Regions from separate parts of the Homo sapiens genome. Here region 2 is linked to region 1. A link is a loop called in an ENCODE intact Hi-C map of the cell type or tissue named here. Cell type or tissue: endothelial cell of umbilical vein. All regions are shown on one strand. Each heading gives the region's core, and the rest is flanking DNA. Links, peaks and the distances in the headings are about the cores only.

Region 1 (16,993 bases), core at 6,080-14,079:
AAACATCAGAAGAGCCCTTAGTTTCACTGACCAAAAAAAAAAAAAAAAAAAAAAAAAAAAACCACAGACTTTACACAGTTGCACCCAAAGAGTTGCTCTGGGGAGGAGTTATGTCCTCTGCCAAAATTAAGAAGTTCATTTGTAGATTCTATATTTTTTTCATATTTCTTACATGTATCAACATAGAAAGGTGTTGATACAGACAGGAATCAGGGAAATACTGGGTAGAAGTGGATGTGGGTCCCTGGCGAGGGTCCATCCTCAAGTCTGGACCCACGGCCTTAAATGAGAGCATGCATTCCTGTTTTCCCACTTGAATGTTGCCTTTTCCAAAACCACCCTAGCCTTCTCTGCCCCCACATTCTGTACCCATAAAAACCCCAAGCTCCACTGGTAGAGGAGCAGAGCGGCAGAGAAGAAAAGAAGAGAAGAGAAGAAGCAGCTGGATGTTGGAGAGAAGCAGCCTGACTTCAGAGGGATGGCTTGATGGCAGGACTTTGGAGAAGAGTTCAGCCTGGGACAGCCGAACTCCATTATCTTCCCATTCCATCCCCCTTCTAGCTCCCCTTCTTGCCGAGAGCCACTTCCTCTGCTCACTAAAATCTTCCATATTCACCACCCTCCAATTTTTTCACACGACCTCATTCCTCCTGGACACTGGAAAAGGGCACAGGTGTGGGTGCAAGAGGCTGTCGCATTGACTCTCCACTGAACTGTTTAACATTTAAGCAATCCATGGATGGCAAAGCTAAAAGAGTGCACTGTGACACACACCCGCTGGGGCTCCAGGGGTCATGGGCAATGCCTAGGCACTGCCATGGGCCCCTACGGGGTTCGTTCTTGCTGGTGCCCAAAGTTGCTTGCCCCAGCTCCTGCACCTGCTCACCTGCATGCTCCCTGCACCCTCCCCGCTACCTCCACCACGCAAAGGGTTTGAGCACTGTGGGCTGAGAAAGCAAGCCACCCCTTCACAAGTCCCGCAAAGGGGTCAAGGGGACTATCCCATCTCAACTGGGGGCTCTCCCAGGATTCATCAGATGTGTGAGTAACATGGGGATCTGTCTCTCCTTGTCCTCGGACTTTCCTCTGAGCTATGCCACTTACAGGGGAGAGGATTCAACCATCTCTCTCTTTCTATGGATGAAAGGAATGTTGGTTCAGTTTCCCTTCACAGAGGTTTAGTCATTACGTGGGACCAGGACAAGGTCCTGGGGCAACTGAAGGTGTTGGCCAAGGTCCTCAGGTTTTCCTATGGTATCTTTCCTTTCTTCTCTCATGGTTTGAAATGCCTCCTATCTCTTCTTTCATAATGTTAAGTGTTTTGCTGCAAACTACTGAAATGTAACTAAGTACAATGTACGTTTGGCCCAGCCATCAGATGTGCAGTTCAGAACAATGTGATTTCTGTTTATGGAGGTGTCATTTTCACCCCAACAGCTGCAAGTCAGTGAGGGGGCTTGGCGGCTCCCCTCCTTACCACCTCCCCTCCCGGCTTTAGCACCTGGGTGTGCCCATTCCAGGCATGACTGTGCCCAGTGGCCAAGCAGAGCGGAAGTAAGCTGTGCACACTGCCCAGGTCCTAGGGAAATCTCAGAGGCCCAGGCCCCTACACAATCAGCTGGAAATGTAGCTTCTTCTTAGAAAATAGAAAGTAGTTTAGCCCTGGGCTGGGATGACTGTGAGGGGTGAGCTGCCCACCAACTCAGCCCTGTTGCATTGATTTTCTTAAAGTTTACTCTGGCAAAATGGCATTTGCTTACATTGGGCATTATTACAAATATCTCCATTAAATTTATTATCATGTTACCCTAAATACATTAGAGAGGATGTGCTCACCACATTAGATACTGTCCACTCTATGAGGGTCCTCAAGAGAGATATATTGTCTCAGTGTCAACATAGTTTTGTAAAATCAAAATGTAAAATCTTCTAGGGAAGATGAGTAAAATAGTCTTTTTTTTTTTTTTTAAGACAGAATTTCACTTTGCTGCCCAGGCTGCAGTGCAGTGGCGTGATCTCGGCTCACAACAACCTCTGCCTCCCAGGTTCAAGCAATTCTCCGGCCTCAGCCTCCTGAGTAGCTGAGATTACAGGCACCCACCACCACACTCGGCTAATTTTGTACTTTTAGTAGAAACGGGGTTTCACCATGTTGGTCAGGCTGATCCTGAACTCCTGACCTCATGTGATCTGTCTGCTTCGGCCTCCCAAAGTGCTGGTATTACAGGCATGAGCCACCATGCCCGGCTGAGTAAAATATTCTCATAAACTTGGGGATTGGAAAAATTTCTTATACAGAACACAAATAGCACTAACTCAAACAGAGAGTGAAAAAACAAACATTAAAATTCAGAGATTCTCTTTATCAAAATATACTTTTTTTTTTCTTTTTTTGAAATGGAGTTTTGTTCTTGTTGCCCAGGCTGGAGTGCAATGTTGTGATCTCAGCTCACTGCAACCACCGCCTCCCAGGTTCAAGCAATTCTCCTGCCTCAGCCTCCCGAGTAGCTGGGATTACAGGCATGAGCCACCACACCTAGCTAATTTTGTATTTTTAGTAGAGATGGGGTTTCTCCATGTTGGTCAGGCTGGTCTCGAACTCCTGAACTCAGGTGATCCACCTGCCTTGGCCTCCCGAAGTGTTGGGACTACAGGCATGAGCCACTGTGCCCGGCCCAGCCCAAAATATACTTTTAAAACAGTGCACAGTCAAGTCATAGAGAAAGAAAAGATAGGGATGATGTATATACCAAAGGTCTCATATTCACAAGATGAATAGAACTTCCACAAGTCATTGTCAAAAACCAGACAATTCCAATAACAAATGTGCGAGGGACTTCAACAGCACCACACACACACACACACACACACACACACACACACACGAGTTCCAAATGGCCATTAACATAAAGAAAAGGTGGTATACACATTCAGTAGAGTAATAATCAGCAATAAAAAGGAGTGAAGTACTGACACAATGCTACAACATAACGAACCTCAAAAACATTACGCTAAATGAAAGGAGTCAGTCATTATATGAAATGCCCAATATAGGCAAACCCATGAGAGTTAGAAAGTAGATTCGTGATTGTCTAGACCTGGAGGCTGTGGGCGGTAGAATGGACGAGACTGCTAATGGGTAAAAGTTTCTTTCTTGGAGTGATATTCTGGAATGAGATAGTGACAATGGTTGCATGACTGTGAATATACTGAAAACCACTGAATTGTGTGTTTTCAATGATTGAACTATATGTGATTTAAATTATATCTCAATAAAGCTACTAAAAGTTAGATGGAATGAAAATAAAAAGTTATAATAATAAAAATTCGTGGTAAAGAAAAATAACGTATTCTAGCTTATCAGTCATCATTGGAAACTAGTTCAACCATTGTGGAAGCCAGTGTGGCGATTCCTCAAGGATCTAGAACTAGAAATTCCATTTGACCCAGCCATCCCATTACTGGGCATATACTCAGAGGATTATAAATCATGCTGCTATAAAGACACATGCACATGTATGTTTATAGCAGCACTATTCACAATAGCAAAGACTTGGAACCAACCCAAATGTCCATCAATGATAGACTGGGTTAAGAAAATGTGGCACATATACACCATGGAATACTGCGCAGACATAAAAAAGGATGAGTTCATGTCCTTTGTAGGGACATGGATGAAGCTGGAAACCATCATTACGAGCAAACTATGGCAAGGACAGAAAACCAAACACTGCACGTTCTCACTCATTGGTGGGAGTTGAACCATGAGAACACATGGACACAGGGTGGGGAACATCACACACTGGGGCCTGCTGGGGGATGGGGAGAGGGGGGAGGGATAGCATTAGGAGATAAACCCAATGTAAATGACGAGTTAACGGGTGCAGCACACCAACATGGCACATGTATACATATGTTACAAACCTGCACGTTGTGCACATGTACCCTAGAACTTAAAGTAAAATAATAATAAAAAAATAAAATAAAATAAAAAGAATTTCAAAGTTAAAAAAAAACAGTTAGATGCCAATGTGAACTTTCATAAATAGTTGTTGGTTAAATACATACTTTAGAAAATTTAAAAGTATCAACTAAAGCTGAAAATCCTTTCCTTCTGGTCCAGCCTTTACATTCCCATGTGTATAATCACTAGTATGAGTTGGCAAAGATGTGGAGTAACTGGAATTCTCATATTCTCCTGGTGGGAGTATAAATTGGTCTAATTACTTTAGACATCATTTGGCTATATCTACTAAATATGGACATATGCATAAACAATGGCCTAGCAATTTCATTCTTAGGTACATATATTATCCTCTCCCTCCAAAGAGCAAACGATAAACATGTACATCAAAGTGCGTACAAGAATGTTCAAGGTCGTATGTTTTTTTGTAATAGGCACAAACTGGAAACAACACAAACATTCATTAGTAGTTAAAGGGATAAGTAGTGGTGAGATGATCTTATAATAAAATATTAAGCAGCAATGAAAATAGATGTGCTACAACCATGTATAACAATATGGATAAATTCTCTAATATAAAGTTGAGGATGCCAAAGTAGGAAAAATACATTTTACTTGATTCATTTTATATATAATTTAGAAACAAAAAATTGCTCTGTGACGCTGGAAGTAAGACTAACTTTGGAGAGGAAGCAGGGGTTTGTGATTAGCAGAGGTATCAGGGGCTAATATAACAAGAGTGATATTTACTCCTTGACTGAAATACTAATTACATGCGTCTGGTCACTTTTGTGAATATTTAATGAGTTAGACATCTGTGATTTTTTGCAATTTTTCTGTTATACTTGAATTAAGAAATAAAACAGAATCTGCTTTTCTCCACCAATGAGATTTTTAAAAATCATACAGACACAGTGAATCATGTTAACTGATCATGGTGATCATGGCAAAGAAAACTTAGAGCTAGATGTATAAACCATCTTTTAGAGTACTACTACTGCTACTTGTAAATATGTATAATACGTACTAGACATGATTCTAAATCATGTGTACTCATTTAATACAACAATTTTTTGAGTGGGGGACAATTTATCCCCATTGTACAAATAAGAAAACTGAGATACAGAAAGATTAATTTAACTGCCTCAGATGATAGCTAGTAAGTAAAGTCAGAGCTTGAAACCAGGAAGTCTGGCTCTAAAGTCTTTGTCCATAACCACGGACCTAATCTGTTGCTCTAGCAGGGATTTGGGATTTTATTACACACATTTTGAGAGCTCACCCTCTTGGATGCTTCCTTTCTATATCCTTCCTTTTTCCTCATTTGTTCCATCTTTTGAAAATACTTTTATCTTATGGATATTAAATTTGTAAGATAGTTTCTTTAAAAAAGATAACATTCAGCACCAATGTACTTTATTACTTAAACTTCACTTACCTCTCTAGAATAATTTATGTTTATCTCTTCTCCCATACTGTATATTAAAATTCAGAACTGACGTCTTATCTGTTTGTTTATCTCCCTCCCTAGGATATTGTCTGGTACATCATAGATGCCCAATAAATGACTGTTTTGAACTCAGCTGTTATAACACAATCTGTTAAAGGACAAAGAACAGTGTCCTTTGTCAAAAAGAACAAAACCTAAAAGCATAAAAGAAAAAACAAACAGAAAATTACAAAAGTAAAAGAGAGAAAGTGGGGATATATATGAAATGTCGAGTTTATACTCAATAAAGACCATGTGCATCTTAAACAATCACAAAACATATTTACAATTGAACAAATGTTTAGCTAAAATATTTATCAATTGTATTACATTTTAATTTTAGAAGGCAAACAATAACTTTTTGTTTTACTAATGATGAAAACTTCTTGCTTTGTCTAAAATATTTTTAGGTGAGAGTAGTTAAGTCTCCAAATAGCATATTATATATAATGTTAATATTGGATACTGCATCCATGTTTTTAAAATAAAACTATATTCACTGTATTTTAAATTAATATTCCTTTAGTACATTTAAAATTTAAAAGCTTAAAAACAGGTACATTTACATATATAAGCAAAATGAGTTTATTAAGTTTAAGCTTATTTTTGTAAACTGAATTTAGATTTTTATGAATTAATCTAATCTCTTTACTATGTAGAAACATACAATTAAAGGGAAAAATATTATTCTGGCTACTTTTTGCCTAAGGCTATCATTCTATTTTCTAATACCAAAAGCTAAAGGCCTCCAGAAAAATTTAAAGACCATGGAGCTATTGGTTTGGCAGCATACTTCACTTTTCTTTAGGTAAAATAGGGCTTTTATAGCATTCTCTAAGGTATTCTGTCTTCCCAATATTTGCAGATGGTGAAACTAAAAAGAGAACAATCAAACAAAAACAAGGCCCCCAACAGTTGTAAAGGTAAGCTATAAATTACAAAGTTTATAGCTTTGTCATGCTAATTCATGAGGTGTACATGTCCTGTGGAGATATTAAAAATGGTCTAAGAGATAAAAGTTTATAAATCTCCCTCACGGACATATGTGCTACTTTTACTTGCCTCTTCAGATCCATTCTCCCTTTTCTCCACCCCACTCTGTATCCTGAGATTGCTGGGCAGTAGCTTGGCAGTGGCCACTTTAGTCAGATTGCCTTTTCCTAAACCTCCTGGTTCAAGGAGCTGTTTCCTCCTGTTTTGCTCTTAGGCCTTAGAAGTAACTCCCTGCTGTTTCCACGTCTGAATGATTCTCTTTTACTCTACCTACTTCCTATTACCCAATTACAGTGTATTGTGTTTCTTGTTGGGACCCTGTCAGACATGTTTATTGTTGCTATTTATTTGATACTTTTCTGCCCCCAGATTATATTCTTATATTTTTAGGTGGTAAAATGCTCTGTAAACCCACAATTCAATCCCCTATTACTCAGTTACTGTTAATTTACATTCCACTTGAACATTATCAGTGACTGGGAGCTCACTACTTCCCCTTCCCAAAACAATCCATTTATTTCTACCAGATCTTAATTGTATAAATTTCTTTTTTCTTTTATTCTACTGTACCATAATATTTTGCCATTTCATTTTTACCTACATTTCCAGCTCGAGTCTCATTTTTTCCAGATATTTCCCTTTCCTTCATTTGAAATTCATGACACATGTATTAAATCATTTAAAAATATTATCTTTCTACTGTGATTATATGTCATAGAATGTATTGCCCAGAAATAAATGAAGGACTGATATCCTTATATTGGTCTGATATCCTACTATGGTGTTAGTTCATAACTTAAGTTGGGAGTTACTCCAGTAAATGAAGAGAGTTTTCATATCTAATAATTATTAATTAAATTGATTCAAAAGCCTCTCAGAAGACAAAATAGTAATTTGTTACACAATATTACCATAGTGAATTAGGATATTAAATAAATAAGATAAGCTCTCAGTATGGGAGAGGCTGATAAAATAAAAGAAAACAAAACACTGGCAAATGAGATGTCCATAGAGAGCTCTGAGAGAATGTAAACATGCCTGGAATCAGGAAGACTTATGCCTGGGCAAGGTGGTGTGAATGCCCAGGACTGACCTGAGGGTCCCTAATCTCTTACTTCTAGCTGACCTTGAGCCTTTGTGAAAGCAGAAAGTGAAGCTGAGGAAAATATGTAAACTGCCTTGCTAAGTATTGAAGTTGTGCTGTATTAAAACACAGAGGCCTTCTGCAAAGGTTGGGAGACCTATTAATTCAAAGCATTTAAGGTAATTATTGTCTAATTATTAGCTGACCACTATAAGGTCCTCAGAAGTGATTTCAGTGGCTTCATACGGCAAGGAATACAGACTTTACAGAATTCATCCAGGAAGGTTACTAAAGAAAATAATATTAAGAAGAACAACAAGACAACCTTCAACAACAAACCCTGAGAGAAAGAAGAGCTGATTTTCAGAGTTGGCATATTTATATTAGATTAAATATCCAGTTATCAAAAACATACATTTGGAAACATTTAACAAACCAGGAAGTATGGCCTGTATACAGGAAAAAGAGCAGTCAGTAGAAACTATCTTTGAAGAAGCCCAGGCATTGAATTTACTAGACAAACACTTCAAATTAGCTATTGTAAACATAATCCAAGACCTAAAGAAAACAATGTCCAAATAATTAAGGAAAACCTAAGAATAATATCTTGCCAAATAGAGAATCTCAATAAATAGTTAGAAATTATAAAAGTGAGTCAAGTAGCTATTCTAAAATTGAAAGCAAAATAACTGAAATTAAAAAGATATTCACTAGGGAGACTTAACATTTGAAATGGCAGAAGAAAGAATCAGCAAACTTGAAGATAAGCAATTTTTTTTTTTTTTTTTGAGACAGAGTTTCACTCTTGTTGCCCAGTCTGGAGTGCAATGATGCAATCTTAGCTCACCGCAACCTCTGCCTCCTGGGTTCAAGCGATTCTCCTGCCTCAACCTCCCGAGTAGCTGGGATTACAGACAGGCATGTGCCATGATGCCCAGCTAATTTTGTATTTTTAGTAGAGATGGGGTTTTTCCAAGTTGGTCAGGCTGGTCTTGAACTCCCACCCTCAGGTGGTCTGCCCACCTCAGCCTCCCAAAGTGCTGTGATTACAGGCGTGAGCCACCGTGCCTGGCCAACATGCAATTTTAATAAAGGAATTATTAAGAAATAATTTTAGGCAGATAGAGAGAGTAAAAAGAGTTCTTGGTAAGGCTTTTTCTTTTAATAGAAACAGCTCCTGAAACGTTTTTTTCTAGCAGAAAGGCAGCTTGAAAAGCCAGGCTGGCAAGTATTGATATGCTAATGTGGGTGATTAGAAAGTAGGTGCACCCAACATGGCCAACATGGCAATTCCCACCCTCTTCTCCTTGTCACCACATATGCCAGGCATCATGGCCACCCCCAGATAGCTCCACATGTGCAGGACTACATGACAGCTATAATTTGCATATTTAAAAGGCTAGGATGGGAGGGCCAGGTTTTTCACAGGCTACATGAATGACACACCTGGTGATACCAATCGCCTGGGCCATATGCAAATCAGACACCTTCTCCTCCAGCCTCTCAATATTACCAACCACTTTTCTGCCCCACACAGAGTTTCTTTCTTGGAACACAAACCTGCACGCTGTGCACATGTACCCTAGAACTTAAAGTATAATAAAAAAAAAAAAAAATATATATATATATATAAAAGAAGAAGAAGAAGGAATGCCCAGGCAGCAAGATGAAGCCACCTCGACCCTGTCCAGCCTGTGGTGAAGACCACTGGAGACAGAACTGCCCTCGGAGGTGGAGGTCACTGGGTGGAGTCTCACAGATGGTCCAGCAGGATTGATGGGTCCCGGGGCTCAAACCGTGGGTCCAGCAGCTCAAACTGCCATTATAGCACAGGAGCCCCAGGTGATTCTGGAAATTGAAGGAAAAAAAGTAGACCTCCTTCTAAGCACTACAGCCAGTCTCTCTTTTCTCCTCTCTAATCCAGGCCTCTCCCCTTCCCATAGCATGACCTTAAGGGGCATCTCAAGAAAAACTCTAATCCAATATTTTTCTCAACCTTAGTTGACACATACTTCCCAGACATTATCATGATAGCTCTACTAGTCAAAAAAAAAAAATCCCTCCAAATTAACCCTAGGACGTAATTTAGCTGTTTACACTCAACATAATGTGGCAGGATCACTGTCCTCTAGGGGAGCTCTAAGCTAACAAATAGCCAGGAAAGCAAGAAGTACACAAGGCAAGATAAGCAGTAGTTGCTCTAAATAACGTCTCTCTCCAGGCACAAGTGCTCAATTAGCTGAGCTAATAGCTCTAACAAGACCACTTGAGATAAGCGAGGGAAAGGTAGCTAACATTTTTACTGACTCCAAGTACTCTTTCCTGATTCTCCATGCTCATGCTGCCATTTGGAAGAAAAGACATTTTCTTACCATCAATGGATCTCCAGGAAATATCACCAAGAAATTAACAGGTTATTATCCTCAGTTTTTTTTCCTTCTATAAGAAATAGCAGGGATGCATTGCAGGGGACATCGAAAGGAAACAGATGAGGTAGCCAAAGGAAATAGATTAGCTAATCAGGCAGCTAAGTCAGCAGCAAGGAAGCCTCAAGGCATTAGCACAACTAGCAAATGGCCAACCCCAGGAAATGAAACCACGTTTATTTAACCCAGGAGATCTGGTATTAGTGAAAACTCTCACTTCTGCTTTCTTCCCTACGCTCGGGCTGGGAAAGGCCCGACACTGTTCTTTTGACAGTTACAGGAATCATCTCCTGGATGCACCACACTCAAGTCAAAGCCTAAAAAGCTAAGGGAGCAACCCCTGAAAGCCCAGAGGAAAGTCCTGAATCTCAATGTGGAGAAATAGAAGACCTTAGGCTGAAAATCATGAAAGATAAGTAACTGGGGAAGGGCTGCTCATCTTACTCAGTCCCACTGCTACCTCACCAGACTTTTTATTATTTCTGCCCTTCCCTCTCAAAATTTGCCACCAAATATTAGAACTTCTTTTTAACACATATTTGCAGGGAGAATTTAATTATACATGGGATTGCATTTGTAACTTTGTAGCTTCCCAAAGAGAAATGTTGTCTTGGCAAGTAAAGTTTTAAATGGAAATTATTTACTACGTCACTCTCATGGGAATTGTTATAGTCACGCTACTATTTGCAATAGAACTATACACTATGACACCCACGATGTGGAATTCTGGTTGTAAAATTCTAATTGCTGTAATATTTTGCCTCATTATACTTAGAGCAGGATAAGTAGTTACAGGAAAGATTTCGTCAAGGTTGTTTTGCTTACAGCAGGAGTAATAGTTTTTACTATCATTAAGTTTGACGGGACTTTTTACCGAAGGTTGCTAATGTGATGCACTCTAAGCTATGAAAAGGTTATAGAGAAAGAGATTTTATATAAGGAAGGATCTTGTTTGGTAAATTCTTGTCCTAAAAGGAAATGACCGGTTGTTTAGAGAAAGAATGTTTAGGACAAGTCAGAAAGTTTAAGTCTGTTGTAAGAGGGTCTGTGAAAGTCATGAAAAAATTTAATAATTAAAGGAAAGGAATTGTCAAGATTAATGCCAAAGTTATTTAGCCACCGAATAATGTATCTCTCCCAATCATACTGCAAGTTATAAAAATTGCCTAAGCCTAAAGTTATTCTCCAATGGCAAGTCAAGGGGGAAATGTATGCTCTTCTCAAGGAAAATGTTGCTTTTATATTAATGTTTCTGGTAATGTACATAAACATCTAGTGGAGGCAAACTGGTGTTGCAATACATGGGTGTAACTAACAAGAGTCAAATTACACTGTTAGTTATAGTCTATAGGACCCCCACTAACAGTGATAATTTTAATACTCATAATCCAACCCTATATTTTTAACCTTCTTGTAAAATTTATCTCTTTTCACCTAGAAACGATCAAACTCAAAATGGTGCTGCAAACAGAGCCCCACATGGACAAGCCATTCTTCCAAGTACCCTTAAATCCACCTCAGGAGAAGACCCAACTGCTGTTCCCCGACATGACGCCCCTTTTCATCAGGAAGTAGCCAGAAATAATTGTCGTCCAACACCCACTAACAACAGTTAGGTTTACTTCTCTTGAGGGGGGAATAATACAGGAGTTATTAAGAAATAATTCTAGGCAGATATAGAGGGTAAAAGTTCTTGATAAGACTTTTTCTTTTAATAAAAACAGCTCCCGAAACATTTCTTTTCTAACAGAAAGGCGGTTTGGAAAGCCAGGCTGGCAAGTATTAACATGCTAATGCTGGTGATTAGAAACTAGGTCTAACCAACATGGCCAGCTTGGTGATTCTCACCCTTTTCTTGTCAGCACGTGTGCCAGGCATCATGGCCACCCCTAGCTATCTCCACGGGTGCAGGACATCTGGTGGCCTGCATTTGCATATTAAGAGCCTGGGGTGGGAGGGTCAGGTTTTTCTGGGCTATGTGAAATACACACCTGGTCAAACCAATCCACTGGGCCGTATGCAAATCAGACACTGCTTTCTCCAGCTTCCCAATATTACCGACCACTTTTTCGCAGCAGCACACAGGGTTTCTCTCTTGGGAACCCCGCTCCCTCTATCTCTGTAGCGGGGAGCTTTTTTTTCTTCTTTCTTGACTATTAAATTCTCCACTCCTTAAAACCACTCCACGTGTGTCTCTGTCATTTATCTAAATTGGCGTGAGACCAATGACCCTGGTGTTCCTCCAGTCACCGGATCTGTATCAATTTGACATCATCCATTCCGAAGAGCAGAAAGATAAAGAATAAAGAAAAATGAACCGAGCCCCCAAAACCTGTGGGATAAAGTATATCAGCACATATAAAATGAAACTCCTTGAAGAGGAGAGAAAAAGGGGTCCAAAAGAATATTTGAAGATATAATAGTCAAAAGTTTCCCAAATTTGGTAAGAAGACAATCTGTATATCCAAGAAGCTTAATAAATTATAAGGATAAACTGAAAGAGATCCACAAGTAGAAACATCATAGTCAAATTATCAGTAGACAAAGATAATCTTAAAAGCAGAAAGATAAGGAACTTATCACATACTTGTCACTGTCAATAAGATTAAAAGTTGACTTCTCTTCAGAAATCACTGAAGCCAGAGGCAATGGAATAACGTATTCAAAGCACTGAAGAAAAAGACTATCACATAAGAATTCTCTACCTAACAAAATTATTTTTTAAAACATAGGAGAAATAATAAAATAAATGGTTTAACACATAAAATTAATTAATGTAACTCACCATACTAATTAAGAGAAAAACTAAAGGAATTCGTCACTAGTACAGCTGCCCTATGAGAAATACTAACTGGAGAGTCCTTCAGGTTGAAATGAAAAGTCTCTAGACAGTAACTTGAGTCCACATGGAGGAATAAAGAGTACAGACAAACAAACAATATAGGGAAATATACAAGATAATGTAAATATATTTTTGTTTAAAACGCTTTTATACTCCTACCTGACTTAAGAGATAACTGCATGAATTTTATTAATGGGTTTAAAATTATAAAGATGTAATTTTTATAGCAATGTTAATACAAAAGGGAAGCTAAAGAAAGGAGCTACATTGGAGCAATGTTTCTGTAAACTATTGAAATTAAGTTGTATTAATCTGAACTAGATTGTTTTAAATTAAGCAGTTAATTGTAATCCCAAGCACAATAACTAAGAAAATAAGATTTTAAAAAATAGAATAAATAACATAGGAACCAAACTGGTATACTAAAAATGTTTATCACAAAAAAGAGCAATATTAAAGAAACATAGGAACAAAAAAAAGACACAAGACATACAAAAAAAGTAAAATGGCATGCATAAATGTTACTTTATAATTTGTCTTTAAATATAAATATATATATATATATTTATATAAAGAATTCCAATTTAAATGCTGAGGTTGGGAGAATAGATTAGTTTTTAAAAATCAACACTTAATCTACCTATATGTTGTCTAAAAAAGAAACACTAAATTCAAAGACACAAATCAGTTGAAAATAAAAGGATGATAAGATACATGTCATGAAAACTGTTACCAAAAGAAAACTAAAGTGTCTACAGCTACTATCAGACAAAATAGACTTAAACCTACAAAATTTTACTAGCACAAAAGAAGAATATTTTGTAATAATAAAATGGTCACTCTTTAAGGAAGACATAAGAACTGTAAACACATATGTACCTAATGACAGAGTCTCAAAATACTTGAAAAAAAAAACTTACAGAAACAAAGAGAGAAATAGAAAATTTAACAATATGTAGGTACTGTCATACTTCACTTTCAATAATAGATAAAATGAAAAAGTAGATGATAAAAAAAAAAGACTTCAATAACACTACGAAATAGACCTAATGAAAATCTGTAGAAGATATTTCATACACTAGCCGAATACACAATCTTCTCAAGTGCACATGGAACATTCTTCAGGATGTATCATTATTAATTATATCTTATAGTAAGCCTCAACATATTTAAAATAATTAAAAATTTAAATTTAAATGAAAGACCACCAACTAAAATGAGATAAAATTACAAATCAATTATAAGAGAAACAGTTAATAATTAATAATTACTTGGAAATAAAATAAAGGCACTATGAAAGAGGTGACATATCAAGTGTGTCTTAAAGGAAAGATAGTCTTCTGTTAGTCAAGGGACATAAGAAATGAGTTCCAGGCAGAAGGAAGAATAAAGCCAAATTATGGAATTGAAAGGATATGACACATCCACAGAATTACATGTAGTTATATGCCTAGAATACTGGATCTATGGAGATGATGAGGAATGAGGAAGTGAGATAAAGGTTAGAAAGGAAGACAAACTACTAAGATACTTAGATTTCATAAATAGATGATGCAGGACCACTGAATAATTTTTAAGCAATAAAACCATAGACTCAAAATTACATTTTAGAAGATAATTTGAAGTTGGGGGATATTAAGAAAAATGGGTTGGAGATGAATTAAGATTGAATATATATGAATCCAATTATAAGAACAATTGTGTGTTCTGAATTAGATTAAAAAGGGCCGAGATGGTATAAGAGATAGTGAAACTAAAGAAGAGAAAGTGCTATTATTAAAAGATAGAATCTCAACTTATTCCAATGATAAATCTTTTTATAAGAGATAAAGTTAATACTAAAATAACCCAATAAGATTAATATTGGGTTAATATTAATAACCCAATAAGGCTGATAAAACATATGACAACAATAAAACAATTTAATGATAATATAGCCATTTGTGAATACTATTTTAAGTACTTTATTTATAACAACTCATGTGGTCCTCACAACAGGCTTATTAAACAGGTACTATTATTTTCCCCAATTTGAATTAAATTTCAAATTCTAAATTTTTTTAATACCCTAATGGCCAAATTTTAAAAAGCCGACATACCCGATTTATTTGCTTACAGACCCTAATACAAATTATTCAAAATTAATTTTGAAATAAATATTGCCTTGCAAGATTAAGCTCTCTACAAATAAGAGGAAAAAAAGATTGGAATTGAGAAACTTCAAAGGTTATTTTATTTAACCCTGGTACACTAACAGTCTTCAAAAAATAATTTAATGGGTATTTATGGAGGAACTAATATTCATCAAATATTATACTCAGCATGTGGCTACAAAAAAGAAAAGAAATATATAGCCCCTGACATAGAAAGGTTTTAAGTTTGATGGAGAAAATGTGCCTAAATACATTAAAAAAAATTTAGGTTGTATATATTGGGTGTTGTTTTTCCAGAAGATAAAATTGTTAAGTATACCTGGAGAATAAAAGCAATCATTAGGCTATATTAAAGCCACATTTTGAATGATAAGAGGGAATTTGCCATGTGGAAACAAAGGAGAAAGTCATTTCAAAAAACTATTTATTGAGGAATTAAGCAAATTAATACATTTTATATTTAAATAATATTTGCAGAACCCCAATCCCCAAAATGTATATGTGTATGGCAGATAATTCACATCATTTTCTTTTCTTTTCACATAAAAATATGCAATCATTCATTACCCACCGGTCAAGAGAATAGGTATATAAGCAGAAAACAAAATATTTTTAAGCCACATATTATACAATAAATAATTAAATAATTTTAAGGTGCCATTTAGCTCTCTGATAAGTTTTACATTTTAACACACACACACACCGCACACACACACACAGTGTAAACATAACGTTTTTAGATAATTCTATTTTTAAAATACCAAATAGTGTCATAATTTTATAAACACCAAACTTTATAAAATCAATGGTTCCCAAGTACAACCTTTCAGTAAGCAAACTAAGTTTACAGTAGTGTATTCAATAAATAATGCAACTCAACAACTGAAAGTTGTCACACTGAGATTTAGTTCTGTTTAAAAGCAGATCAGGGTTTACTATTCACTCATTCCCTCGAAGGACTGGCTCTAGCAAATTTTTCCAAGTTGGTGTTTTCTAGCAGAGGGTCTTAAAATTAACTAACTCAAAAGTAGTCCAACTGTAAATGCTAGTTTCATGCCATGCTTAATACTAATGGAAAAACTTTACTTTTCTTAGCTTGATCATATTTCTTTGCAATGAAAAATAAATGCCTAAGTGTAAAACGTGGACACTATTTCCTATAAGATTTTTTTTTGTCTTTTATTTTTCAGCCCATTTAAAGGTCATTGTATAACCTTTGGGCGATTATAATAACTGTTACTGTCCTAGGGCAGCAGATAAGGCACAAAGCTAACCTTGGTGTTTCTAAAGCACACAACCAACAGCTTTTTAAAGTAAAAGAGACCTTAAAACATGCTACCACTCGATGATTCTGATACTAGGCTTTATTTCTGTATCATGATGGCTATTTCTTTTCGAGGCCAACAGATAAGACCAAGATTATCAAAAAGCAGTTGTAGGTTCTACTGTGCTCAGTTCCTGCGGACTGCTGCTTGGCTAAGTTGCAGCTCCCTCTCTCCTTGGCAGGAAGCCTGGACAAGTAGCAGAACATTGTCAAAATTATTATTGTTTCTGTTTTTTCTTTCTTTTTCAGATAGCTCAAAAATGGTTATCAGAAAGTCGAGAATTTAAGAGTGTGTCTTTATCTCCTTTCTTAATTCTTCCTAAAGAAATAGTAGAAATGTCTAGGGCAGAAATGCATAAGCAGATGGTTATGTGCCTTCATTAATCAAATGCAGCTTTTCCCTCACCTATCTTGTCCCTCTGGCATGACACTATAAAACCTTCTGGAAAGGTACCTCGTAATATATATTGATAAAATGAAAATATACATAGTCTTTAACCCAGTTATTGCCCTTAGAGAGACCCTCTCCTCATTTAACAATCTGAAATGCACACAAATTCATAAAGATATTTCATTATAGTATTAGATATAAAAGAACAAAATTGTACTAAAATATACAAAATTATGGTAAATGCTTAATTAAATAATCAGTCAAATGAGGAAATATTACAGGGCAATAAAATTAAAATTCTAAAATCTAAACTGAATTTCAAAAATG
Region 2 (16,993 bases), core at 3,341-11,340, 270 kb after region 1:
GAGAAAACAATGATGCAGTATAATTTCTAGTGTTTAAAAATCCAAATCAGTTAATCTAAAATAATTATGCTAATAACATGGTTTAACAGAGTAAGAAACGAATGGAATCATTCCTTGAACTCAGCTCTCTTATAAAAAGTGATAATGGCATAAGGCAATAGTAAATATATAGGAGCAAGAAAACTGAATTTTTTCTATACCAGGTATCAAAGTAGATGGGAAGCCTTAAGGTATACTAGTCTGCTGGGAATAAAGAAACAAGCTTCACCTTCTAGAATACAGTAAATTTGGCAGCCACTCTTAGATTGTTTTGAGGAGAAATATATAGATTCAGGGAATTAATATGTCCAACAAATAATGTCTCCCCTAGAATATTTGATTGCCCCACAATCAAAGAGAGAAGATAATCAAAGGCCGAAGATGCTACTTAATATGACCAGGTCACCTATTACATGCATATTAAACCATTTAATTGACAAATGAAGCTGTAAGGATTAAGACTGAAATTATTTAAAAATCAGTGGTCTAAAAAGGTGAAATTAAAAGAAAAATTAAAAAAAAATTAATTTGTGCTTTTCAAGAAATGGTGAAAATGTTAAAGAATAAACAATATTTTGAAAAAGGGACTACAAACTATAAAATAGGATAATTACACTAATGCTATTTACCATTTTTGAGCATATATTTTAGTTTGATACTATCACAATACCTTACAGAGTGCATCTCATTTACTCATCAGGCATGTTTATGAGGTAGACTCTGTCATCGGTATGTGACAGGGGAGAAATATGTTCAGAAGATTTGAGCCATTTGTTCAAAATCACCTAAGAAATAGTGAAGCCATGAATAAAACTGAGGTCTGAAATCCAAGTTCATGTTGTTAACTACTATCCTATACCATCCATGTAGGATACATAATTGTTCACTGATGATAAGCTCAAGTGTATTGACAAATAGCAAAAACAGAGACATTGGTACTGCAAAGCAGAAGATTCTGGATCAAATACAGGCTTAGATGCTGACCAGCTATATGAGCATGAATAAGTCACTTTACCTCTCTGGGACTTATTTTTCTTATTGGTAAAATTAGGAAGCCAAAGGTGATAGATTTTCACAGTGAGAGTCCACAGTTTTTTCATGCCTCCCTGTATCCACACATTTGCACAGACCCTTTGCACACTGATGCTTGATGTGTGATATGGTTTGGCTGTCTCCTCACCAAATCTCATCTTGAATTGTAGCTCCCATAATTCCCACATGTTGTGGGAGGGACCTGAGGGGAGATAATTGAATAAAGGGGGCAGTTTCCCACATACTGTTCTCGTGGTAGTGAATACATCTCAAGAGATCTGATGGTTTTAAAAGGGGTTTCCCCTTTCACTTGGCTCTCATGATCTCTTGCCTGCCACCATGTAAGGTGTGCCTTTCACCTTCCACCATTATTGTGAGGCCTCCCCAGCCATGTGGAACTGTGAGTCCATGAAACCTATTTTTCTTTATAAATTACTCAGTCTCAGGTATGTCTTTATCAGCAGCATAGCAACAAACCAATACAGTAAATTGGTACCAGTAGAATAGGGTGTTGCTGTAAAGTTACCTGAAAATGTGGAACTGACTTTGGAACTGAGTAACAGGCAGAGGTTGAAACAGTTTGGAAGGCTCAGAAGAAGACAGGAGTATGTGGGAAAGTTTGGAACTTCCTAGAGACTTGGAGGGCTCAGAAGACAGGAAAATGTGGCGAAGTTTGGAATTTCCTAGAGACTTGTTGGATGGCTTTGACCAAAATCCTGATAGTGATATCAAAAATGAGGTCCAGGCTAAGGTGGTCTCAGATGGAGATGAGGAACTTGTTGGGAACTGGAGTAAAGGTCACTCTTGCTAGGCAAAAAGACTGGTGACATTTTGTCCCTGCCCTAGAGATCTGTGGAATTTTGAACTTGAGAGAGATGATTTAAGGTATCTGGCGGAAGAAATTTCTAGGCAACAAAGTGTTCAAGAGGAAGCAAAAAATAAGAGTTTGGAAAATTTGCAGCCTGACAATGCAATAGACAAGCAAAATCCATTTTCTGGGGAGAAATTCAAGCGTGCTGCAGAAATTTGCAGAATTTGCATAAATAACAAGGAGCCCAATGTTAATCACCAAGACAATGGTGAAAACGTCCCTAGGGCATGTCAGAGACCTTTGCAGCAGCCCCTCTTATCACAGGCCTGGAGGCATAGGAGGAAAAATGGTTTCGTAGGCCAGGCCAGGGACCCTCCTGCTGTTTGCTGCCTAGGGACTTGGTGTTCTGCATCTCAAAGGCTCCATCCATGGCGAAAATGGGCCAAGGTACAGCTCAGGGCATGGCTTCAGAGGGTGCAAGCCCCAAGGCTTGGCAGCTTCCACAGGGTGCTGAGCCTGCGAGTGCACAGAAGTCAAGAATTGAGGTTTGGGAACTTCCGCCTAGTTTTCAGAGGATATATGGGAACACCTGGAAGTCCAGGCAGAAGTTTGCTTCAGGAGTGGAGTCCTCATGGAGAACCTCTGCTAGGACAGTGTGGAAGGGAAATGTGGGGTTGAAGCCCCCACATAGAGTCCCCACTGGGGCGCTGCCTAGTGGAGCTGTAAGAAGAGGGCTGCCATCATCCAGACCCCAGAATTGTAGATCCATTGACAGCTTGCACCATGTTCCTGGAAAGGTCACAGACACTCAATGGCAGTCCACAAAGGCAGCCAGGAGAGGGGCTGTACCCTGCACAGCCACAGGGTTGGAGCTGCCCAAGACCATGGGAACCCACCTCTTGCATCAGCATTACTTGGATGTGAGACATGGAGTCAAAGGAGATCATTTTGGAGCTTTAAGATTTGACTGCCCTGCTGGATTTTGGACTTGCATGGGGCCTTTAGTCCCTTTGTTTTGGCCATTCTCTCCCATTTGGAACAGCTGTATTTACCCAATGCCTGTACCCCCATTGTATCTAGGAAGTAGCTAACTTGCTTTTGATTTTACAGCCTCATAGGCCAAAGGGACTTGCCTTGTTTCAGATGAGACTTTGGACTGTTGAGTTAATGCCGAAATTAGTTAAGACTTTCGGGATCTCTTGGGAAGCCATGATTAATTTTGAAATCTGAGGACACGAGATTTGGGAGGGACCAGGGGCGGAATGATATGGTTTTGCTGTGTTCCCACCCAAGTCTCATCTTGAATTATAGCTCCCATAATCCCCACGTGTTGTGGGAGGGACCCAGGGGGAGATAATTGAATCATGGGGGCAGTTCCCCCATACTGTTCTCATGGTAGTGAATAAGTCTCATGAGATCTGATGGTTTTATAAGGGGTTTCCCCTTTCACATAGCTTTCATTCTCTCTTGCCTGACACCATGTTTGACATGGCCTTCACCTTCCACCATGACTGTGAGGCCTTCCCAGTCATGGGGAACTGAGTCCATGAGGCCTATTTTTCTTTATAAATTACTCAGTCTGGGGTATGTCTTTGTCAGCAGCACGAAAACAGACTAATACAGTATGACACCGTGACTCCCTTTAGTCAATGAGAAAATAGCAAATATGATACAATCAGAGGCTTGAAAACTTCCTGCCTCCTGGAGCTTACTCTCCCTTGCTGCTTTTGGAAGTCCTACAACAGCATCTATTTGAATAAGTCTGGGCTAGCCTGTACAAAACATATGACTCAGTCTTCCTGACCACATCAGCTAACAGCCAGTAACAACCATCAGACATAAAAATGAGGCCCTCTATGACAAACAAACTTGGCCCACCCGCCAGCTGACCGTAGCCACATGAGTGAGTCCAGGAAAAGCCATTATAGAATAACTGCTCTGCTGAGTTGAATCCTAACTGCTGACAGAATTATGAGCTAACAAATGCTTGTTGTTTTAAGCCAGGGATGCAAAAACTTACTCTGTAAAGGGCCAGATAGTAAACATTTTAAGCTCTGTGGGCCATGTGGTCTCTATCACAACTACTCAACTCTGTCATTGTAGCACAAAGGCAGCCACAGACAACAAGTAAATAAATGAGCAAGGCTGTGTTCCAATAAAATGTCATTTACAAAAACAGGCAGCAAAAATAAATAAGGAAACAAATAGGCAGCATCCGGACCTGATCCATAGGCAACAGTTTGCTGACACTTGTTTTAAGCCAGTAAGGTCTGGGAGTGTTTGTTATATATCAAAACCTAACTGATACTTTGATCAAGATGAGCTTATTAAAATTCTGTCATTAGAAGTTGCATTATAAGTGAAATCAGCATTACAGTAATCTAGTTTATGTCCCGCAAAAATATAAAGCTTTCATCACTGAATAGAATAAGAAATGCTTGCATTTCTCCAAATTTATTTTCAATGCAAGTGATCATGTAAAACTTTGAATATATTACTAAACTTATATTAACTAGAAAAAATATAAATATAACTAAAACTTCACGCAATACCTTTTTCATGGCCCTATGGAGACCCACACCATCACACATGCACACATGTGCTTACACATGTGGACAGACACACACATACACACACACAGACCCAAGTTAGAACACAATTTTTAAAAGCACTAGTTAAGTGTGCCTTAAAATGCATTACAGTTGCTAAGCAAAATTATAAACCAAGCAATGTAAGGAGTGTTAAGAATTAAAATAGCCCTTGAAAATGAAAAAAAAAATTGCAAGTATCTTAGTATGTGTATTATTATTTAATACAAATTTTTAAATGTAGCCCTTCATAAGATATGCCAGATGTAAATGTAGTTCTAATATGTAAGAAGGAAGAGAAAGCAATAAGAGAATGGATGAGGCTAAGGAACATGGTAGCTCTAAAGACCTGGATGTCACTGGAAGCTGAATGAGACTAATTTTGATTCAAATATGTCACTTATAATTTATGCAGAATATATCTTGAAAGAAATCCGGTTAATGTTATTAACTAATGGTATTATTTTTACTGTAAAATTGCACTGATAACATCAAGTGTATTTGTGCGGCATGGGGTATGGAAAGTGGATAGGAGAGAATGTAAAGAGAATACTTAGCAAGGACTACAATTTGAATTGAGCTTGAGAGGAAACTATAGTTTCAGGAAAAGCGAGAATAGCACTGCATTGCAGGCTAATTTTAGAAAAAAAAAATCTATAACCTAGATAAGTTACTGTTGCAACCCACCTAGGTTAAAAAATTTAGCGTGTAAAGCCCATTAAGAACATTCTGGAAGTTGTCAAACTATTGTCAGAAAACTTCATGAAGAAACCAGGGAATAATTTCTGCCTTTAAAAGTAGTCAGGGGGTTGGGCATGGTGGCTCACATCTGTAATCCCAGCACTTTGGGAGGCCGAGGCGGGCGAATCACCAGGTCAGGAGTTCGAGACCAGCCTGGCTAACATGGTGAAACCCCGTCTCTACTAAAAACACAAAAAAAATTAACTGGGAGTGGTAGCGGTCCCCTGTAATGCAGTTACTCGGGAGGCTGAGGCAGGAGAGTCGCCTGAACTCGGGGGGCAGAGGTTGCAGTGAGCCGACATCACACTACTGCACTCCAGCCCGGGCGACAGAGTGAGACTCCGTCTCAAAAAAAAAAAAAAAAAGGAAAAAACAAAAAAGTAGTCAGGGATGGAGCAGATGGAGTTACACCAACACTTTTGGAAGTAGGTTGAATGATGTAAATAAAAAATAGATATACAAATTATAGGCACTTAGTATCTCAGGAACACTAGCGTCTTGACACTAAGTGTTAAGAACAAATTTATATAGGAAGCAACTATGGTTTAAGCAATGAAAAAAATGTACGTTAATGTATTATTAGAGTCGTGGTTTATGAATAAAAAGATGAATTCATAATTTTTTTAATGGTTAAGTTTTTCAGTCACTGATAGCAAATGATTGACACCTACTAGCAAGATATGAGAAAGAAAGAAAATTCTTGCCCAAGGCATTTCTTGGTTAAGAATTACCTTACATTTTAAGAATAACTAGAGTTTATTTTTGGACTGGAATATAAATTGGTACAATGTTTCTTAAAACATTTTGGCATGTCTTACCAGGAGTCTTAAATGCTTATGCATTTGATCAGACTCTCTTCATAATAGTAAATATAAATGTTATGCACAAAAATGTTCATTAAAGTCTTATTTTTTTAATTGATAACAACAGGAAGACCAACAATAAGAAAATGCTGTATACATTTAATAAACTATCTGGCCATTAAAATTTTGGAATAGTTTCTATGCTCTGAGAAACTTATTATTAGGTGAATACAGTAAAAGTGAAATAAAAATCACACATATCTAATGATCTTGTTTATGTAAAAGATTTACTTGTAGAGAAAATTTTGTCAAAATTTATGCTAAAAAAATATGCTAAAAAAATAGTGATTAACAGCCAGGTGTGGTAGCTCATCCCTATAATCCCAGTACTTTGGGATGCTGTGGCAGAATTGTTGGAGGCTAGGAGTTCAAGACCAACCTAAGCAACATAGCAAACCCCCATCTCCATCTTTTTTTTTTTTTTTTTTTAAATAATTGGCTGAGTGTGGTAGTGTGCTTGTTTAGTCTTAGCTACTCAGGAGGCTGATGCTGGAGAATCGCTTGAACCCAGGAGTTGCAGGCTGCAGTAAGCTACGATCATGCCACTGCACACCAGCCTGGGCAGCAGAGCAAGACTCTGTTGCTATAAATAATAATAATAATAATAATAATAACGATAATAATAATAATAGTGGTTATAACAGAGGGGCAGCATTTTTTATTTGTTATTTTTAAATGTTCTAAATTTGTAACTATGTATTATACTAATAGTTTTCTTAGGGATTTAAATATATAGTTTCAGAGAATACGATTCCTTTGACCTCAAAAACTCTAAAGTGCTCCTTAGTTTGGCATTCAAGGCTAACAATCTGTTACCAAGTAACTTTTGATCCTTCTGACACTCTTCCTTTCCACCTAACACAGATAGATTGATCTTTCTATTTCATCATAAGTTTGTATTTCTCCAGTTCAGGGCTTTTGCTGAGTTCCATTTGTACAAAACACCTCATCTGTTACTCACATTGTCTCCTTCCTGTTTTTAAATCCCCTTTCTAGTACTATATCCTCTCATCCCAGAATCCCTATTTAACCACAATGTTGAACAACTCTCTCAACGGCTACCGTCTGTTTTATGCTACCTTTTCAACGCTAAGTGATAGAAACAAACTTAAACTGGCCTTTACAAAAGGGGTGAAGAGGGTTGGCTAAATATATTCGCCCATCTAGGGCAGGGATTTTCAGTCTCAGCAACATTGGCATTATTTGTTGTCCTGTGCGTTGTAGAATGCCTGGCAGTATCCCTGGCCTCTAGCCATCGAATGTCAGTAGCGCCCTCCAGTGTCACAATCAAAAATATCTCCAGCCACTGCCAAATATCCCCTGGGACAAAATCTCTAGCTGAGAACCACTGCTTTAAGAGGAAACTAAAAGTTCACATGCTCAAACCTTTTGCTCCTCCATCCAAAAGATTTTCACTCCACAAGCTTACTGCTGCCAGCCCCATACCTTGAACATACCAGATTAAACACTCCAGGAAAAAAAATGCATTGTTTAAAATAACAACTCTTGTAAGAAGTCTAATGCAATTTCTAATTGCCCTAACTATGAATTAATCTATTTGATCCACGTAAGAGGACAAGCAAGGGCTTGTGTATGTGTATATGCTACAATGGTGCTACATACTTAGCTGATAATGAGATAAACATGTGGTTCCTATTGAGTAATATTTTTGTTTGTTTGTATGTATGCATGTATATATGTGCATGTGTAAGTTTTAAACAGTAAGAAGTGTCAACAAATATACATATTTGCCCTGTTCTGAGGGTTGCTTTCATCATTATACAACCACCTGAGGAAAGAAAACCCTTTGATTTCTAAGAAAAGAGAGGGTGCTCTACTGTTGCTTACACTTTTTTCTCTGCCTAGTAAGACTGTAAGCTGCTTAAAGGCAAGCAATGTGTTTTTAACATTGGTGAAGGTGGGTACCTTCCAGAGTGCTGTCTTGTAGAAAGTTCAAGATATAGTCCTTTATTAACTGTAACTTTAAAAATTACAACATAACTTACTGGAACTTTTTAAGTCACCGAGAATAAAATGTTCTCATAATTTGTGTTTTACAAAAATATCTACAATTCTATAAAAATCTTCTGAAAAAAGAAAAATTATGTTCTGTAAAACATAATTCTAAAAAGTAAACTTCAAAAAAATTAAAAACTGCTTTAATACTTTTATTAATTTTTTTCCTTAGTAAACGTTAAATTTGACATCTAAACCCAAGTATGTATAATATGACAGAAATTATAAGATTCAAATAGGGAAATACAGAATAAAATACTAAATGTAAGCTTCTTGAGAGGAGGAAATACATGTTACAATGGCGCTACATAATTAGCTGATAATGAGATTAAAAGTTGAGTCCTGTTCAGTAGTATTTTTGTTTGTATGCATGTATATATGTGCATGTGTAAGTTTTAAACAGTAAGAAGTGTCAACAAGTATACATAAACTTATGGAAATATAATTACATACATATATTTTTAAAATCTTTAATTCATCTTCCTTAATCAAATTATTAAAAAAGATTATTATATCATAAATGTTTTTTAAGAATGGTAGCAATAGTTTTTTTGAAAATAAAAGTTTATTATGCTGATATAGCATTCATATTACAACATATTTGTAAAATAGGATGTTATAAGGCAATGCATCTCTAGTTAAGGGCAATAGTCTCAAGTTAAGAAAATATAATTTCAAGTTGAATTTCAAAGAGTTTGAAAGCAAACTAATGAGACTTGTTGTATATATTTTTGCTTCCTATAATTTTACAAAGCAATTTTTATCTGTCAGAGAGGGCTGTGCCAGATATTGAGAAAGCCTAATTTGAATAAGATGTTAAATGCAGAACTGCCATACAAAAATCAAAATAAAAACCTGACTTCCATACCAGATTTTTTGATCTTCAACTCCTTGGAAAACACTTCAGGCTCAATAATGACAATTAAATTTAAATGGAAGTTTTCTTCAGCATAAAAAATTGTGGTATTGGATGCATGTGGAGTATATCTTGACTTGAATGCATTATTTCTTTCAAATATACAACTAGAATATAGACTATTTTCTGATCCTATAAGAAATGATCTGAAATATACATTGTACAGTTTTTCCTAACATTATGTAAATTCTTTGTCATAATATTTTATTTTACTTATTTTTTTATGTTTCTTTTGTAGTCTGGAGTGCAGTGGTGCAATCATAGCTCACTGCAGTCTTGAACTCCTGAGCTCAAGTGATTCTCCTTCCTCAGCCTCCCAGGACTAGAAGAGTGCCCCACCATGTGCAGCTAATAGAAAAGAAAAAAATGTAGAGATAGGGTCTTGCTATGTTGCCCAGGTTGGTCTTGAACTTCTGGCCTCAAGTGATCTTTTGTTTCGGCCTCCCAAAGTACTGAAATTACAGACCTGAACCATGGTGCCTGGCCTGGACCTAACATTTTAATAGATAATACTAAGTGTAGAGATAAAAAGTGAGCCATATTTTCCCATACTTGCATTTAAAATATTTTAATATTTACTATTTTAAATTCCTTAAAATGTTATTTTATAAATAATTGATATGTTTTTGGAACAGAAGACAATCTATGTACATTTGCATTTTTAGGTGTTACAAATACTATTTAACACCAGCAGATACATCAAATCTACTGCTTATTTTTGAGTAATTAAAATTTAAAGAGTAACTCAGAGTCTCTTTATGACTTCTAAGAATCTAATGGTTCAAAGAACATTGAACTTCACAAAAATTGCAATGAAAAAATATTCTTAATTATCTCAAGTGTTTTCTTATAAATTAATAAGCATCACTAACCAATACTGATAAATTCAATTGTTTCTTTTCTTTTCTTTTCTTTTTTTTTTTGAGACGGAATCTTGCTCTGTCGCCCAGACCAGAGTGCGGTGGAATAATCTCGGCTCACTGCAACCTCCGCCTCCCAGGTTCAAGCAATCCTCCTGCCTCAGCCTCCTGAGTAGCTGGCATTATCGGCGTCTGCCACCACACCCGGCTAATTTTTGTGTTTTTAGTAGAGATGAGGTTTCACCATGTTGGCCAGGCTGGTCTCGAACTCCTGACCTCAGGTGATCCACCCACCTCGGCCTCCCAAATTTCTGGGATTACAGGTGTGAGACACTGCACCTGGCCCTCAATTGTTTCTTATATCATTGGAATTCTTCTTTGATTTTTTTTTAAATTTTATTTGTCTGTATGTGAATTCTCTTCCAGTCTATTTTCTAAGCATTGTTCAGTAACAACTTCATGAAGATGAAATTTTTGTACCATATCATTCATCCATTTAAAATATGAATTTTGTTATATTCACAGAGTTTTGAAATTATAGAACATTTTCATCCCTTAGAAAGAAACCCCATACTCTTTAACAGTCACTCATCATTTCCCCCTAATCCCTTCCCAGCAGTAGCCAATCATAAACGTGCTTTCTCTATGTATCTCTCTATATCTACTGGCCTATTTTGGATATTTCACATAAACGAAATCATATAATATGTGGTCTCCTTTGTGACTGGCTTCTTTCGCTTAACATAATGTTTTCAAGATACATTCATCTTGTAACATGTATCAGCACTTCGCTTTTTATTGCCAATAATATTCCATTTTATAGACAAAATATTTTATTTTTACATTTATGTGTTGATGGATATTTGAGTTATTTCTACTTTTTGACTACTGTAAAGAGTGCATCTGTGAACATTTACGTACAAATTTTGGGGTGGACATATGTGTTCATTTTTCTTGGATATATAACCAGGCATGGATTGCTTTGTTTTTTGAAAACAGGATAACTCACTGTTAAACACATAGTTCTTGTATCCTATTTTCTTCATGTAATTTTCATTCCCTTAATAGCTGATAAAAAACCTATATATTTTGTTAAGAGACAGCACTATGTTTCATGCCTGTGAAATTTGTAAAACATAATTTAATATGACAATTTTCTCTTTCCATTTCACAAATCCCCCTAGTGTTTGAACTCACATAAGTAATAGTTTATCCACTATTTTCATTTGAGAACCTGTTTAGGGAGTCAGTAAATTAAGCTGTATTCAACTTGACATTTTTCTATAAACAGAAATGTTTGCCTTTTTAAAATTCTAATATATGGTTAAGAGAACTGAGAGAATACCACACATGTGTGAATTTTTGAAGACTTTTATCTTAACTTTTAATAAATGTCTTTCTTCTGTGGGGTGAGCAATTGAAATGTTGTCCATCAGTATTCTGTCTCAATTCAGTAGAGATGAAAAATGCCTGATGTCACTGTCAAACATAGAAAGATTTGATGAGCAAACCCACAGGAAAAATTGGCTTTTCCCAGAAATGCTCTGATGATTGGCACAATGTGTATGCAGCTGTTTTCCTCTAATTTCCAGTTCTGATATTCAGAGAAGAACTTACCTTTTGCAGATGATGTACCTGTAATGTGACAATACATAATCCCACAAGGGAATATCACTAAGGATTTATGATACACATGAGAGCTTGGAAATGCCCTTTTAGACCAAATATAGTTCTAGCATCTGTGTCCCTCTTTGGCTCCTCAGTTTATAGATCTCTGATTTCATATTGCCACACCATGGGGTACATATTAGATTGTAAATATTAATTGAGTAAATAAATGAAGGAATATTGTGAAGAATATATTTTTCCAAGCCTATAAGAAAATTGTTTTAATACCATAATAGAAATAGGGTCTTTTTCAGTGGCCAACTACATTAGATATGGTATATTAGAGTTAGATAAAAATTTAAAGAAAGAAAAAAGTAGTCAAGTACCAACTAATGTTTAACCTGACTGAAGTCCAAGCCAAAAATTCTGAGGCAGTAGAAATGCATTTATTTTGTTAAAAATATCTTAGGGTGATTCCTAAGTGTATATCAGAATTTCTCCAAGGACATATGCAATCCACAGTACAGAAATTGATAGAAATAGAGAATGACTTCTTTATTCAAAGAACCACTAAGAAGGGAATGGTGCACTAAGCTGTCAGAAAAATACTTCTGATTTCTGGTGTGTAGTCAAGTTTGTATAATCAGTATTAAATGTCACAGTGTAGACTATGGTTATCAGGTAGTAGCATACCATAAAGGTTAAAACACAATGGCCTTGCTTATATCTTGATGTACTTTATTGAGATAATAGAGCATTTTTGGAGCTACAAATATTTATTTAACAATACACTGTGCTTCTTTTTGAAAACAAAAGTTTTTAGCTAACTCAGTGTAACAATAGCTATGTAATGTAGTTTTTAAAATCCTCATGCTTTGTGTCACAAGATGGACATACTACTTCTGTTTGTATCCTCCTAACAGAATTTCATTCTTGAGAAATTCATTTAATGGCTGTGGGTTTCTGTTTCTTCAGGTGTAAATGAAAGCTCTGCCCACCAGTTAACCTCCAAAGTTCTGTCCAACTCTGATATTTAATGCTCCCATTACAGGGAAAACATGGAACAAAATTAGACGGCAGGTAAGCCATATGAAAACTGGATCATTTCAGACAGAAATCCAATTTGAACTGTTTATTAATAACTTTTGTATGTGACATTGGGGAGAAATGAAAACAGATTGACTTGCTAGGAATTCCTTCTGAGGACAAGGGTTATAGCTAACAAGTGACTGAATCCTTTGGCAGTTGGACACTAACCAGAAGTGCTATGACAACAGGAGGCTGTCTCTAAATATAGTGCCTCAAAAACGACATTCTCCAAATAGTTTCCTGCAACCATTAGTGCATATAAATTCTTCGAGTTAAAAAAGGAGAATTTGGTTTGCGCTAGTATGATCTAAATTGATATTTAAATTAGAAGACAAGTATGGCTTTGGCCAAAATGCAGACAATTTTAAAAAGACACCAAATGTCCTGAATATTGGGCTTGCATTCACCACCTTTCACAAACTTTGTCTTTAGATATTGCTCATAGTTACAAATGTCTAGTAGCTTAAGGAATAATGGAACTTAATTTTCTTTTTCATTCCTCCTATTGTGTGGTGAGTTTTGAAATAAAGAAAAGCTATTCCATTTAAATATTTTAAAATAACTTAGAAGCTACATTTACATTTTTCTGTAACTCCATTTATTTTCTGACACCTCTCCTTCTAAAATCCCTTTTGTCCTTAGGACATTCAGGATCTAGACAGCAGCAATGGAAATGTGCCCTCAGGAATAATGACGGTGGAATAGATGGTATGGGTGTATTGTAGTGACTAGGGATGGAGCCACAAAGCATTGAACAGTTCTACCTAGAAAATTTACATATATCATGTAACTAGGTATTGCATACATATTTCTGAGTTTATGGTACAGTTAAGTAAAAGGGCTTGGAAATCAGGGCACTAGTTTTCACATTTCAATAGGGCTGCTATGTATGTTTGTGCAAACTCTTGTCTTCACAAGGATAGCACATCTAAAAGGACACTGTATTACAGTGATTATAGATTCCCAAATTACAGCAAAACCTTCCTGTAGGTGGCAGCGAAGTATCTTTTTTCTTTTTACAAAAAAACTTTAAATTCTGATAATTTTTCTGAAAGAAGTTTCTTAAGTAAAGGAAACTTGTTCTTTTCTTATTTATAAAAAGATACCATATGGGGTAGAGAGGTCCAGCATCTGAGATGTGCTATTTTCAAGATCTAAACCTTTAGATAGTTTAACTTCTTTGAAACTTAATTTCAGCCTTGGTCAATAAGTAAATAAATTGAGAGGGATGAGAGAGAGAAAAAGAGAGAGAGAGAATTGATGTACTTATAAATTTATTTGAAGATTAAATCATACTACCTACACACATTTAGTACTCCATAACTGGTATTATAATCAGGTGTTGATCATAGATAGTGTTATATTTAGTATCATTTTGGGGAAATGAAGGGAAGTTCGATTCCATTATTGGGATAGACTACCAAAAAAGGGGCCAGTATCCATTCCCTCTCTTTCAAGGTCAAATAGAGGTAGAAATTGCTAGAAACTAGGTTAAGTTCACCTGTCCCAGAATTGCAGGAGAGAATTCTTAGAAGCATTTAACTAAATGGTCACGTTAACAAATCAGAGAGATGCAGCATAGAGGCAGGAAATGGTGGAGCCAAAAGTGAAGCATGCCTCAGAAATACATTTGTGATGCCCCAAGTGGAGAAAAATCCCTGAGGGACATGAAATGAAAGAAGAGAAACTCAAAATCAATATGGCACAAGGGGTTTGAGAGCCAGTGTAACTTGGGATAATTCTGAATGAGTGACTCATTTCCTCTTTCAGGCTACAGTGTTAAATACATTTATAAGCATTTGACAAATTTTCAGGTATCTTGTCCCTTTCAGTTGGACCTTAGTGACCCTGTACTAATGTTTAGCACAGGATTGCTGGAGACACCTAATCTTCTGAGAAAGTTTTTACAACAATGCCATCTGGACAGATAGTAACCATAGAAAATGAATATTACAAAACAGTCATTTCAAAAAATAATTTTTGTAGAGGATCTCAGGTTAAACATATGAACAGGCCTTAATCCAGCCATTGCTTTCATTTGCATATTTAGTTTTATTTGGGAAATGTCACATGTTCAGCTCATTAACAAATGCATGACACAGCTACACAATCCTGCACATTCCTTCCTTTCTTTGATGCCCCTATTATTTGCCCCCAAGGACAATGCAAGAGAAAAGTAGCCAATTTGCTCATTAAAAGAGAACTCAGTTGAAAATGACAACTAATTTCAGCCATTTGAGAAATGACTGGATCTCAGTATGTATAGTATCTTGGTAAATCAAGACAAAGCCATTAAAATTATTGTATAAAATTAATTTGAGCAACAAGTCTTTAGACAAATTCATTGCATTAGCCTCTAGGTACTTCTATAATCTAATATCGAAAGTCATAGTAGATAAAGATATGAGTTTTAAAGCCTATAAAATTCACTCTTGTATATCATACACCTACCTAATTGATTAAAAGATACATATATTGCACCTGGCATATGCCTAGAAAGTAAATTATTCTTATGGCTGGCAATAATAGGACTAATCATGTCAGAACAGAAGGCCAGGTAGTAGAGAAAGTAAAGTACTCTTATTGTTAAAAAATTATAGGTCTAATACTTTTAGAGGTGAGAAAAGCCAACCCAAATTAGAGTTGTTGGCCAGATCACCATGACTTTCTCTGCTCTTCTTTGAGTACACAAACTATACAAAGTTTGGTACAATCAGAATCTAAATGTAATGCGAGAACATATCAGTGGGATATGGTAAAGAATAATCCAATTATTTTGCCCTGGATACCTCCCTCATGGCATGTCCAAAGGCCAGGCATAGAAGGAGAGTGAGAGAAAGGAAGTAGCAGAGGGCTACCCCTCCACCAGGTGGCAAAGACCCCTGATTCATCATGTTTATAGCCTAGTTATAGCTGATCTGGAGGTTAATGTCTCATGCAGTATCATCTTTAAGTCTTATAAACTTGATCTTTTGGTTTAGTAAAAAAACAACATAAACATAAAACATAAACATAAACATACAACATAAACATAAACATAAAACATAAACATAAAAAAAAAACAACAAACCCTGAGTTGAGTTATAAACAAACTGAACAATATATACCATCTGGTGCCTTTATCCCAAATCCATTTTCCTTACTTATTTTTCCAAAATAATCTTCCATCAAAATTTGGAATTTTAGAAGAACAAAAACGACAATGATCCAGGGCCAGCCCTGACTCTCGGCACCACTAGTTTAGTTGTGTAACTTAAATAAATTTCTTTGCTTCTCTATGTACAAGTTTCCTCATTTGTAGATGGGAATAATCATAGAGCCTAACATATGATCTAAGTTTAAGATAAGCATATAAACTGATTAGCTGAGTGTCTGATATAGAAAATTCAATAAATACTGGCTAATGTCATGATTGTATTCGAGGGTTAACTTTCCTGATTCTTGTATAACTACTGCTATCTGAGTTCTATCCCTACAGTAAAGAAATCCTCATGATTCAATTAATATATGCTCTTTTGTGATATTTCTGTACTCTATGTAGATCTTACCTCAAGTGTCAAAGAATCACCTACATAGTGGAGTTACATGAAAACTAAATCCTTCCCCAAGGAGATTCTGAGGAGATTCTGGCAACTGGCCCACAGGCTGAGTGCATTAGGGATACTTTAAAAGAGTGCTTTGAGGCCGGGCTCGGTGGCTCATGCCTGTAATCTCAGCACTTTGGGAGGGTGAGGCGGGCGGATCATGAGGTCGGGAGATCGAGACCATCGTGGCTAACGAGGGAGAAAACCCTGTCTCTACTAAAAATACAAAAAATTGGCCGGGTGTGGTGGCGGACGCCTGTAGTCCCAGCTACTCGGGAGGCTGAGGCAGGAGAATGGCGTGAACTTGGGAGGTGGAGCGAAGAGCCGAGATAGCGCCACTGCACTCCAGCCTGGGCGACAGAGCGAGACTCTGTCTCAAAAAACAAAACAAAACAAAAGGGTGCTTTGATCAACTTGTGGCCTCTAGGAACAAATATGAAGAAAGTTATTAAAAAATAATGTTTGAGAAAATAATTATAACATACTTTTCATCTTCCAGATTTTGTTTCATTAGTATAGGGTAGACATATGATAGTCTATGCCTGTCCTTAATAAGAAAATACAGGCTTCCACAGCTTTCTGGGAGACTGCTGTACAAACAAAGTGGTTCAGGAGGTCCTGGAGGTGAGCTTGAGGTCAGTAGAGGGAGAGGCTCAGATTTGCTGCATTGCCTCCCTCCAAAATCAGACAACTTCTGGCTTCATCTAATTTGCACATAGTAATAAGATTCTAAGTAAGATTCCACTGCAGAACAGGAAAGAAAGAACTCATGTGTGTGCCTATGTGTGTGTGTGTTGCTGCTCCAAAAAGTTCTATCTCCTGATCTAGGTTTTACATTTTCCTCAC

The links. Peaks named below come from ENCODE experiments on the same cell type or tissue, not always from the same donor. Only the 100,000 strongest peaks of a DNase experiment are listed, where the experiment ranks them.
Region 2: a loop joins it to region 1, with 9 times the contacts of the local background. A loop is called at or near these places in 4 of 110 quality-filtered maps.

What each region holds. Positions count from the first base shown.
Region 1 is chr9:9,988,985-10,005,977 of GRCh38, forward strand. All of the region lies in intron 4 of PTPRD (protein tyrosine phosphatase receptor type D), which reads right to left. Among named protein-coding and RNA genes, the nearest start is that of PTPRD, 620 kb to the right of the region's middle. RefSeq lists an enhancer at 9,802-11,001. In endothelial cell of umbilical vein, for the core only: a CTCF peak has its summit at 9,654; a DNase peak (open chromatin) is centred at 9,917; H3K27ac peaks cover 1,578 bases.
Region 2 is chr9:10,261,632-10,278,624 of GRCh38, forward strand. The region is part of intron 3 of PTPRD (protein tyrosine phosphatase receptor type D); the gene reads right to left. Among named protein-coding and RNA genes, the nearest start is that of PTPRD, 340 kb to the right of the region's middle. In endothelial cell of umbilical vein, for the core only: a CTCF peak has its summit at 7,354 (motif pointing left); DNase peaks (open chromatin) are centred at 3,710 and 7,310; H3K27ac peaks cover 1,837 bases.